Regions from separate parts of the Homo sapiens genome. Here region 2 is linked to region 1. A link is a contact called in ENCODE Hi-C or POLR2A ChIA-PET data. All regions are on one chromosome and are shown on one strand. Each heading gives the region's core, a stretch centred on a gene start or an enhancer-like site at or near the end of the contact. The rest is flanking DNA. Distances are from core to core; before and after follow the strand shown. Region 1 holds the start of MDFIC (MyoD family inhibitor domain containing). Region 2 overlaps LINC01392 (long intergenic non-protein coding RNA 1392).

What was found. Hi-C counts contacts between places; a loop is a spot of excess contacts on that map. ChIA-PET counts read pairs that join two places held with the same protein, here RNA polymerase II (POLR2A). Pooled maps may share reads with other maps.
Region 2: a pooled map shows a loop between it and region 1 (2.0-fold over the local background). The contact joins the enhancer-like site here to the promoter of MDFIC in region 1. A Hi-C loop is called at or near these places in 5 of 168 maps with a recorded cell type or tissue (PC-3, endothelial cell of umbilical vein, heart left ventricle and 1 more), 2 of 37 single-sample maps with no recorded cell type and 6 of 50 pooled maps. POLR2A ChIA-PET finds 5 or more read pairs at or near these places in 1 of 52 experiments (common myeloid progenitor, CD34-positive).

Annotation. Positions count from the first base shown.
Region 1 is chr7:114,919,329-114,924,870 of GRCh38, reverse strand. It overlaps MDFIC (MyoD family inhibitor domain containing), which reads right to left and starts at 2,777. Exons shown (of 5, transcript NM_001166345.3): 1 at 2,235-2,777; 2 at 1,744-1,944. The coding sequence starts at 1,837. RefSeq lists silencers at 1,758-1,897, 2,128-2,307, 2,318-2,367, 2,698-2,837.
Region 2 is chr7:115,142,774-115,148,539 of GRCh38, reverse strand. The region is part of intron 2 of LINC01392 (long intergenic non-protein coding RNA 1392); the gene reads left to right. Among named protein-coding and RNA genes, the nearest start is that of LINC01393, 67 kb to the right of the region's middle. Within about 2 kb of position 2,904, at least 4 of the 41 ENCODE cell types and tissues checked have a DNase peak (open chromatin) inside an H3K27ac peak, as active enhancers do; they include PC-3, where a contact is called at or near this core.

The DNA.
Region 1 (5,542 bases), core at 1,528-4,027:
CTTTCCTCTAACCATTTGCTCCAAGAATTTCTTTCTTTAAATACACCTTATGACATCTGCCTGTTTAAGACATCATATTTTAACAAGATTCTGCAGACTCTCTTTTTAAAAATCAACTTTATATTTAAATTAAACTGATCCCTATTTAAAGAAAGTTTTGGATCAAAGTTAAACTAATAATAATAAAAATGTATAACTATGTTGCTAAAGCTAAGGCAATTTTCAGGTAAAATATAACCCAAGAGTTTCTACACTGATAACGTGTGTTGTACCCAACAAATGTACTTCAGGCCACTCTAGATTTTCGGGTTCTTAAGTTCAGATCACATGACACCATCCAGCATCCTAATGCACAGGTACATTAAGTACCACTGCACATTCTCCCAGATGATTTTAGAAATGCAAACTATTAAAGTTGGATATTGTAGATATTAGCTATTTCCAGGTCAAATTATTTTCCTTGGGTGTTTGATGTTGATTTTTGACATAAGCCTGGTTTAACAATTGTGATTAGCAGCTCAAGTGTGAGCATAAACAGCCCATCAATGAGTCGATATGACTACTAAGGGCATGCCTAATGACAGGAAAATGATTGTGCTGACAATACAAGGTGGAGAACACGGGCTGCTTCTCAGAAAACATATGTTTATCATTCTAGTTCTCTGATTTTCTGCAGTTAATCATTTTTATTTTCTGTTTAGAAAGCTGAGTCACTCATTTAGAGGCAAAAAATAATGATAAATGTAATTCAGTTTAACAGCCCTGGGTGCCAGAACATTTTAATTTAACCAAGATGTTTTCTGCTTTTACCTATTGCAGCTTGAAAGTTAACTCCTTCTCCAATTTTTGCTGCCTTAAAAAAAATCCCTAAGATTCACTACATTAGTACAAGTGGGAAATAAAGCTATCAGTTTATGCCTAAAATCAGGGGTATATGCTAGGTTTTTGAGCACTGGAAAAATTACTTAGTTCTGATATATCAGTGACAGAATTCTTTAGCTCAAAACCATCCTTAGAGTAAAATGCATTAGAAGTTTAAGAACCTTCCTCTCTGTCACCAATGGAAACCTAAAGTATATTGCCTTCAAGAGAAGAAAGGTTCAACTCGTTTAGAAGCTTGTTATGGAAGTTTCCCAGACACAAGAGTATTTTATAGGCTGTGTGTGTTTACACTTTGGAAGAACACAAAGAAGCTAATTCATTCTTGGAAAGTGTTTCTTATAAACCTTGTTTATTTATTTCAAAACAAACCAGTTATTGAAAACAAGCATAAGCCATTCCAAAGCTACTGGTCACAGAAACCTGAATTATCAACCGGGTGGTAGAGGAGCCAACAAGAAACAGAAAGATGAAATGGAGTAAGTGCACGCTTGTTCAGAGAGCTGCGGCAGTCCTGGATCTGCTGAAGAGACCTAGAGGAGAAGCGCTTCAGAACCTACACATTGAGTCTTAGGCCCAAACATGCATATGCTTAAGAAAGAAGCAATCCTGTCATCCTGTTTCTTCGCAACCAAAGGAAGGGGGAGTGGAGGGACCAACGGTTCCCGCCCTCTTACCCGGTTGTTGATCTAGGGCAAGGATCCTGAAGAACTTGCCTGAGTAACGCGAACTGTGCAAAAGTTCTCAACTACGAGTGGGAGCCCCTCCTCACAGCACTCCCCCCACCCCTATCTGTGCACTTGTGAGCAAACTGAAAAATGCAACAATGACAAAGAAGCTTGCCACTTGCAAGCGCGCACTCACCCTGGGCTGTGGAGCCCAGCTGGCCGCCGCCCGCCTCGGCCACGCGCTGCGGCCCCACGGGCCCGGGAGCGAGGGCTTCGCCCGCGCCGGACATGGGCCGCTCCGCCGAGCCCGCGCCGCGCCGCTGCCGCCTAGCTCGCCGCCCGGCAGGGCGCACGGAGGAAGGGCTGTGAGGTGCTGGGTGCAGGGAACTGACTGCTTCTGGCGGAAAAATATACAAAATTAAAAAAAAAAATGTTTTTAGAGAAGAGCACACCACCCCTGCGGGACGTTCCCTCCCCCTCCACTTCCCTCCCTCAAACTCCACCCCGGGGAAGTTTTGATTTGAAACTTGCGAAGAAAACTGTTACAGCGCAAGTTGACAGCGGCGGGGTCCCAGGGGTCCGAGGTGGACCCAGCGGGGAGGGGCTGGAAAGAGAGATCGGGTTTGGGAGAACCCCGGGGATGGGGATCAAACCCCTCCTCTTCCCCGCCCGGAGACCACTACCTACCTCCGCATCCCCCCGTAGTCGCTCCAAGCCCCTTCCTCCTCCTCCTCCTCCTCTTCCGCCCCGGAAAGTTAGCGAGCCTCCGGCAGCGGCCGCATTTTCGCCCCGGTGGCCTGACGACGGCGGCGGCCGCCCCTGCGCGTCCTCCCGCCTCCCTCCGGCTCAGCCCAGACGCCGCAGTGGCGGCAACTGCGGCAGCGGTGGCGGCTCTGACTCCGCGCACTCCGCCCCCTCTTTCCAGCCAGCTCACTCCAGCCGGCTCCCCTGCGAGGGGGCCTTCCCCCTCTCTGCCTCTCTTTCCCCTCTTCCACTCCTACAATCCTGAAACACTTCTCCCTCTGTTGCTCTTTTTCATCACATCCGGATCGGGAAGGCCTCGAACTCTTGGCTAGCGGCCCCGATGCTGGGAGCGGCGCGACCCGGGCTCGGCCGCGCGATCCCTCGCGCCCTGCGCTGTCTGGGTCAGGAGGCCAGAGCCGGCCTGGGCTGGCTCGGGCTCCCCACCCGGGCGCTGCGCCCTCCCGGGGCTGGGAAAGGGGAGTGAATGGGCAGGTCCCTGGCTGCCCAGACGTTCCCCCCACCCCGCCCAAAAAGTCACCTCATCCCTTCTCCCTACTCCTGCCCCCAGACCGACGGAGGCTTTGGGAATATCCTGACGAAAACCTTTAGGGTGGACAAGGAAAAACGAAAACACTGTTACAGTATCGAACTTTCCTGGTGGGATAGAGAACGTGTGCGTTTGAAACCTTGACCCCTCGGTTGAACGTTTACTCACTTCATCTCTGGCTCCTAAATTACTCTTTGGTCAAACAGTATTCCTGATGTAAAACCAGTTGCAGTTTGCGCGAATCTGCTGGAGGCATCCAGGCAAACAAGGTTGGCACCCTTGCGGATGCCGTGGTACTGGCCCCAGCCTGGCCTATGGCAAGCTAAATGCCTCACTGGATCAGTGGTATCTGAGGGGAGATAAACTTGTGGTCGGAAGTAAAAAGCTGATCAACTTTCCGTTTATAAATGAGACATTCTGATTGTAGCTTAATCTGATGAGCCGAGGATAGCAAGTGTAAAGTAATTTACAGATATATAGTACTTTAGTGGTATACTCAGATAACTTTTGCTCTTTTATTTCATTGTGAATGAAATGCAGAATTCATTTGTAGAAAGCTAGAACGAACTCATTCTTCGATTCTTTTGGACAAGCGAGGAATCACAGTAACGTTATCAAAACTGAAGAAAATGTGCATTGGATTCACTGTCTTTCTATGTGCATCATTAATAATATCCCAGAAATTTCATTTTTTCAAAAAGCTCATTGGAATTTATTCCAATTGATTACAAAGATTTACTTGTTACCTATGAAGAGACAGTGCATTCTAACTTGATTTCAATGATGGTAAAAAAGCCAGCCTTCGGCCGGGAGCGGTGGCTCACGCCTGTAATCCCAGCACTTTGGGAGGCCGAGGCAGGTGGATCACCTGAGGTCAAGAGTTCGAGACCAGCCTGGCCAACATGGTGAAACCCAATCTCTACTAAAAATACAAATATTAGCTGAGCATTGTGGCGGGCGCCAGTAATTCTAGCTACTGGGAGGCTGAAGCAGGAGAATCGCTTGAACACAGGAGGCAAAGGTTGCAGTGAGAAGAAATTGTGCCATTGCACTCCAGCCTGGGCGACAAGAGCAAGACTCCATTTAAAAAAAAAAAAAAAAAAAAAAAAACAGCCTTCAAAGTTGCTGATGACAGTCATTCAGACCATTCTCCCCAAAAAGACAAATGACATTTTGCCCCATTACACATAACTAACATTTTTTTTTCACTTGGAGATTTCAGAAATGGTATGAAATCAAGTGCATTACCTCTCTTGAAAACTTATCTAGGAGCCTGGACTGTTTGGAATTTGTCTGATGGAAGCAGATCAGTTCTGAAGATGACTTCATCACCACTAGAGAACAAACATTTAGGACGTCTCAGAGTTCACTGCAGCATCATCTGCACTCAAAGGAGTTGTTTACCTGCTCTGGAAAATTCTGTTTTATCCCTGTATCATTCCTTGCCCTATTTTTAAAATTCTCTCACAAAGATGTTAAAGTCCAATAATATAAAGAAGTTACAGCTTTCTTCTAGAAAGTCATAATCAATGATAAGTATTTGTTCATTTAATTTCACACAGTCCTTAATATTGCACACGTGGTGGGTGATTCCATAGATATTCCTTAAATTAAATTTTAAAATCTTTAATGGAGAAGACATAAAATTAAAATAACATTAGGAGCAAATGAGAAGCTGTAGGGTAGCATCACCAAGGTTGTCAAATACTGTACCTCATTCAGCTGTGTGACTTTGGACAGTTAGTCACCCACTCTATACCTTGGTTGCCTCATAATATGAGAATGAAATTCTTCATAGAGTTTCTTTTTGAGCACTAAGTAAGGTAGTTTTCCTATAAAATTTGGAAGACTCTCAAGGGAAAAGGTGTTCAAAAGTATCAACTATTATTACTATTATACACGGAAGCATCTTGATGGGTAAAGCTGAGCATGGCATAATGACTGTATCAAAAGGGTCATATCAAAATACCAGTTTGTCATGCCATGCACCTGACGCAAATGATCTCAATGAATTCTTCCATCGGCCCTATAAGTAAATTGCCAGGATTGTACCTTCAGGATTAGAACTCAGGTCTGTCTCTCTTCCAGGCTATCCTGCATCCCTAGGTAACTCAGGTCTTCCTTCTGGAGGACCTAGAAGTGGTCTTAATGCCATTAACCTGGTGTCTGATATGCCAGAAGTTAAGTGTGGGCTCCTGAGTGTCCCTCACGCCTCCCATTTCCCACATCCCTGGCTGCACTTGCTTGTTCTGATTGCTTCATTTGTTTACTGACAAGCACTCCAGTACGTTCATCTCTCATTCTTTCACTCAGTGTCACGAACTGAAAGTTTGTGTTTCCCCAAAATTCATATGCTAAAATCTTAGCCCCTAATGTCATGGTGTTAGTAAGTGGGGCCTTTGGGAGGTAGTTAGGTCATAAGAGTGGAGCCCTCATGAATGGAATTAATGTCCTTACAAAAAGACACAAGAGGCCAGGTGTGGTGGCTCACACTGAGGCAGGGAGATCTTTTGAGGCCAGCACTCTAGGACCAGCCTGGGCAACATAGAAAGACCCCATCTCTACAAAATTGTTTTTAAAAAATTAGCAGGGCATAGTGGCATACTCCTGTAGCCAGCCACTCTAGAGGCTGAAGCGGGAGGATCACTTAATCCCAAGAGTTGGAGGTTACTGTGAGCTATGTGGGCCACTGCACTCCAGCTTC
Region 2 (5,766 bases), core at 1,655-4,154, 220 kb before region 1:
TGCCCAGGCTGGAGTGCAATGGCGTGATCTCAGCTCACTGCAACCTCCATCTCCCGGGTTCAAGTGATTCTCCTGCCTCAGCCTCCTGAGTAGCTGGGATTACAGGCATCCACCACCATGCCTGGCTAGTTTTTGTCTTTTTAGTAGAGATGGGGTTTCACCATGTTGGCCAGGCTGGTCTTGAATTCCTGACCTCAGGTGATCCACCTGCCTCAACCTCCCAAAGTGCTGGGATTACAGGCGTGAGCCACTGTGCCTGGTTTGTACATACTTTTTAAGTCAGGCTTTTCATATGTTACATCTAAAATCAATGTCAAAAAATATCCACTCACTGGATCTTGTCACACAAACTCTTGTCATCAACCGCGGCATCTCATTGTCCTCAACCTCTTAAATGAACTCATTCATTCCAATCACCATACTCTGTTCCCTGGCTCCAGAACACATCCTCTCTTTCTTTATTCCTGGTCTAGGATATTTGTTATTGTCTCTCTGCTTTTCCAAACTCCACCTTCTTTCAGGATCAGGCTCTAGCACCCAGTCATCCATAAGCCCTTCCCTGAAGAGCAGCCCTCAGAGCATTTTTTAAGTCCTATACATGTAAATGATTTACATAGGTAAATGTAGTGATCTACATAGATGCTCCCTTGCCTTGTTATTTTACCTTCAATATATGTCCCCTGCCTTTCCAAACAGACTGTAAACCTCTCAAGGGCAGGAGCCGTATCCTATGCCCTTTCCCATCCTCGGTTCACATCATGGTGCTCTCCCATAGCAGGGTTGCAATATAATTGCTATGTTGCAAGAGAATTGGGGCCTGTGCATTGGGCTAGAAAAAATGCCTTAACCAAAAGAGTGCCTCTCAGGAGGAACTTCAGGTTTCATAGCAAGCTAGTGAACTATTTAGGAGCAGAATGGCCTTTTTATATCCTTTAAATTATACAAGTTAGTTAGAGGGCCAGCCCTGGCAGGAGGAGGATTATCATAAAATGTATATTTAAAAATAAGAATAGTTATATTTTGAAAATTTAATTTTGAGTCTTGCTAACAGTAACCTTATGAGAAAATACCCAAGTAAGTATTGGGCACTTCTTTTGAGTGATGCCATTAATATTTACTAAATTAATGAAATCTGAAGATTCAGTCCTAATAATGGCATGAAAGTTGCTTTTCATCCCAGGATGTTCTTTGAACAACTGCCTCACATCTGAGCACACATCCGTGCTTACAAAAGGAAAAAATAAAAGGGAAGATGAGTAAAGCGGCCACCTGCCTAAGCCAGTCTGGACGTGAGCACTTTGTGCTGAGCAGCTGCTGTAGAGCTTCTTCCTCACAGCTGGAAAATGACTGTAGATTAAGGGGGTGATCACACAGCTGGCTAGGGAGGTTGCTATGTCAGTACCCTCTAGTCCTCTCCCTTGGCTCTGCTTACTTAGCTCTGGCTATATCAGGAATGGCAGGTGCATGAAAGAATCAAACTCCCCAGAAGACAATGGTCAAATCAACTGTGAAAGTTTTCGATGTATGTATAAATTCTTGATACTTTCTTCAGGGCATAGGCTAATACCCCCAGTAATCACTCTTCCCAGACCACATTTTTAAGGTGAGATGTAGGATCAAACAACAAAATATAATATAAAATTAAAATTAAGATCCAAGAAGCTTAGTAATGAATTAACATCTAAAATTGGGAAATAGGTTGTTTCCTCTGGGGCTGTATCCTCTGAGTTTTTTGACACAAATTTCAGGCAATAGAAAATAAATGGAGACTAATAGGACTCGATTTATAAGTTAGGTTAATTTAAGAACTTAAAGAGACAACAAATGCACAAAAAATAAAAATGTGGAGCAAAAAAATATGCTCAGAGTTTCCATGAAGCTACCACTTTAACACTGCAACAACTCAAAAATATATAGTTGTTATGTGAAAGGCACACAAGGAAAGGGGGCTAGAATGGAATGGAAATGTTTAAAAATAAAATTGTTATTCACACAACAGGGAATGCACGTAAACTCCTGCTACATAAAGGTATTTCCATTATCCAAGAAAATACAAACATTTATCTCTCTGCTCTAAGGCTACCTGTTTGAATGCACTAAATACCTACTTCTGCCTCCAGGCTACTGGCACAGAATCAGGTCAAGAGGTATGAGCACTTACAATTTTTTCCTTCCTGTTTAAAGAATTATGCAGACATATTCAAAAAATCTCCCTCAGACTCCAGTTTTTTTAATCTAAACTTAGGTTAAACCTGAAAAACTGGTTTCCTGTCACGTATTACTTTCCGCCCAAATGCTGGTTTACTACATCATGTAGGTGTTCAGATTTGAATTCTGAGGAGAGAATGTAATAGTCTCTAAAGTTTAGTAAAATAAAGTTTTCATGGGAAAAATTAGTGGAGGAAATATGAAGCTAATAAAAGCAATTATGGGTAAAAATCTTTGTGACTTTGGAATGAAGAAGGACTTGTTAAGATCCAAAAAGGCCAGTAGGGCAAAGATTAAACCAAAATTTAGAATTTCTGTTTGTCAAAATTACCATAGACTAATGGTTGACAGACCAGGAGGGTGGAAGAACTTTTCAAAACCAAGAGTTAATTAGGAATTAATATTGGCACCCCAAAAGAGTTTCTTACAAGAAGTCAAGGAAAAGACTGGAAGCCTGATAGAAAAAAAAAAAATGAGCAAAAGACAGGAAGAGGAATTCAGATTGGAATGCAAATAGCTGAACAAATATTGAAGAATTGCTCAACCTAATACTAGAAAAAAGTTCAAATTAAAATACCCCTTTATATCCATCAGAGTCACAAAAATTAGAAGTTGAGTAATACCAAGAGTTAGCCAAAATGTAGAAATGAAATTAGCACAGTCATTCTGGAGAACAATCTGGCAGTATTTAGTAAAAATCAGAGTGGTGTAACCAATGACCTAGTAATTCGTCTCCAGAGTATATCCAGAAAGAATCACTCACACGGTTGCCTAAAAACACATAAGTAAAGTATGGTAAATGCATACCATAAAATATTATGCCTTGCTTAGAAGCAATGAACTAGAAATACAAATAAACATGGAAAGATCTTAAAAACATAGTTTAAGCAAAAGAAAAAAGAAAATAAAAGGTCTAAACTATCATGCCATTTATACAAGTTAAAAATGCATAAACACATAAAATATGGTGTATAAAAGAAAAAAGTGAAATCTATGGAAACAAATGAGTGGCTTTAAGAAAACTCCAGTACTTAAATATTGTAAATATTAATTAAGGTTAAGCTCACATTTAATCTTAAAGCACTATAGTTATTATTATATTTTCTCATATTCCCTACTGTATAGTAAATGTAGAGTGGTAAGCTGTATTCGTTTATAGAGCGCATTCTTTCTTTAGGGAGAGGTCACAGCTCTTCTAAGACCAGGATTTCTGGGGTCCCACCTTTCTCAATTCTGCTACAGGAAAGCAAAAGCTAGAGGCGATCTGAGTCAGGGACAGAGTTGAACAGAAGCTTTTACCCCTACTTTCTGTGAAAATTTATCACTCTGAAAATTTTTCGAAAAGTTAGTAAAACTTATTAAATATCCATCATAAATAAAGTCTGTAAAATAGGGATTATGTCACTTTGTCAAAACTATCTCTGTTTTGGCAAAAACAGAAATAGTGTTTGTCACTACAAAAGTTTTTCACATCCCATGTCCAAATATATAACAAAATTTTATTAAAATTTATTAAATTTATATTAAAATAAGTCAACAGTCTATATTGTAAATCGACATGCCATGGAGTAGAAAGCTGAAATGCAATAAATAAAATTAAATACATAAAGACATAAAAGAGCCCACACAGAGAAAGCATTTAAGTGCAATATAGTCCAGTAACGCTTATAATGCTGACTGCAGTGCAATAAACTTCTTCTACCAATCAATCAACTACATAGAAATAAAGCTGCTTTTATGACTCTATCCCATACTTTATGCACATAAACTCCAAAGAGGTATTTGAGCTTAAGAAAGAAGTTTGAAGCAATATCCAAATTCATTCATATAAAGTGAGGTAAAAGTTGCTATACATTTGGAAAATAAGAAGTACAATAAAATTTAATAAGAAATTTCCCTTGAACATTGGTGCTTAAGGTAAATTAAATTAAATTTTTAATTATAAGAGGAAGAGGCAGTAGAAGATGTCATTATAGATTCTGAAGAGGACCCAAGATATTTTAAGGGTTGATGTCATTGCTTCCCGATATTGTCTAATTTCACTACAAAAGGTAAAACTTTAATTTTATTTAATGAAGACATATCATTAGCTCTATTCTTGTACTCACTTGACTTGACCGGGATCATATGGGATTTCCAACTAGCAAAAGGGAGAGAGAATAAAAAGAGAGATGCAATTTTTCTGTGGCACTAACTGAGAAAAATCCAAAGGAAACAATGGAGAGATTGAAAATGCTTAAGAAGAAGTGTAGTGTTTTAGAAAGCAGGTCCCTAAGTTAAAGGGCCAACCCCATCCTGTCTCCCTTGCTTATTGATGATTAGAACTTCGGCAAATTATTTAGCCCCTAGTGACTAGTCCTGCAGTAGCTGTTTCTAGAAGATGAAAATGCAGGCTGGGAGATACCTTTCTTTTTTCTTTTAGATTGTAACTAGATTGTAATTAGTGTGGCTGAATCTAAATATCTCATCCCCTCGCAGAGTGTTAGAAATATATTGGTATTACATTTTCTGATTACATTTTCTGACTTACTGTACTTCTTAAACATAGTGATCATAGGTCATTTTTACATCAATATGCTATAAAATAAATTTATTTAAAATAAATATGAATAACTAAGAAAGAACAGCAATCAGCAATTCAAAAGCAATTAGAACTTAATAATATTATAAAATATTTGGGAAGCATATACAATTGACTTGGAAGAGAGTACTTTTAGAAACTAGATTGTAATTAGTGTGGTAATTTTGTTGGTCACAATGTGGGCATAGGAAAGGAAAAACATGGTTGATCAGTACTCAAAAACATGTACAGGACAGTGCTCTGTACAAAGACACTCGGCCAAGAAACCAGGGGAGCTGAGTGCAGCCCAGATTTCACTGGCCAAATTGCACATATCCCTCAAAGGTGCTTCATTTTCTAATTCATTCAAAGGTATCACAGAGTGCAATATATGCAGTACAATATATAGTACAGAAGTCCTGTTTCCCATTTAAATACCAGAAGACAGTTTCTAAAATTCTCTTTTTCTTAAAGAGCTAGTAAACACTTAGCCAGAATATATCCTCCCTTGCAAAAGAAGGATATTCCCAGAACCTGATGGAAAAGTATATCAGCTGTGATCTCTTTTCCCCAGATTAAATGCCTAAAAGTATACCACCTGGAGGTCCTTTTCTACCAGCTTAAATGCGTAAAACTACAACACCTGAAGCCCTTTCCCCAAAGTAGCATACGCTCCACAAAACAGGTGAGCTGGGTCACAGCATGATTATTCTCTATATTTAGGCCACCTTGTTACTCAATCCTAACTCAATATTACCATCAAATCAATCATGTTACTTTCCATAGCAACAGGCATTAAATCTGAGTATGTAAATAGACTTTTTGTTCTACTGTAGTTACTGTTGAAAAATGACACAGTTTTCTTAGGCTCAAGGATGCCTCAGCCCATCAGACCTGTATCATATCAGCCTCAGTGTCACTGTTGTCTGAGGTCATTGAACTGTACCTTAGGCTCTTACTCTGCGAGAAAAGACAATAACCACTCCCAACCACTGGAA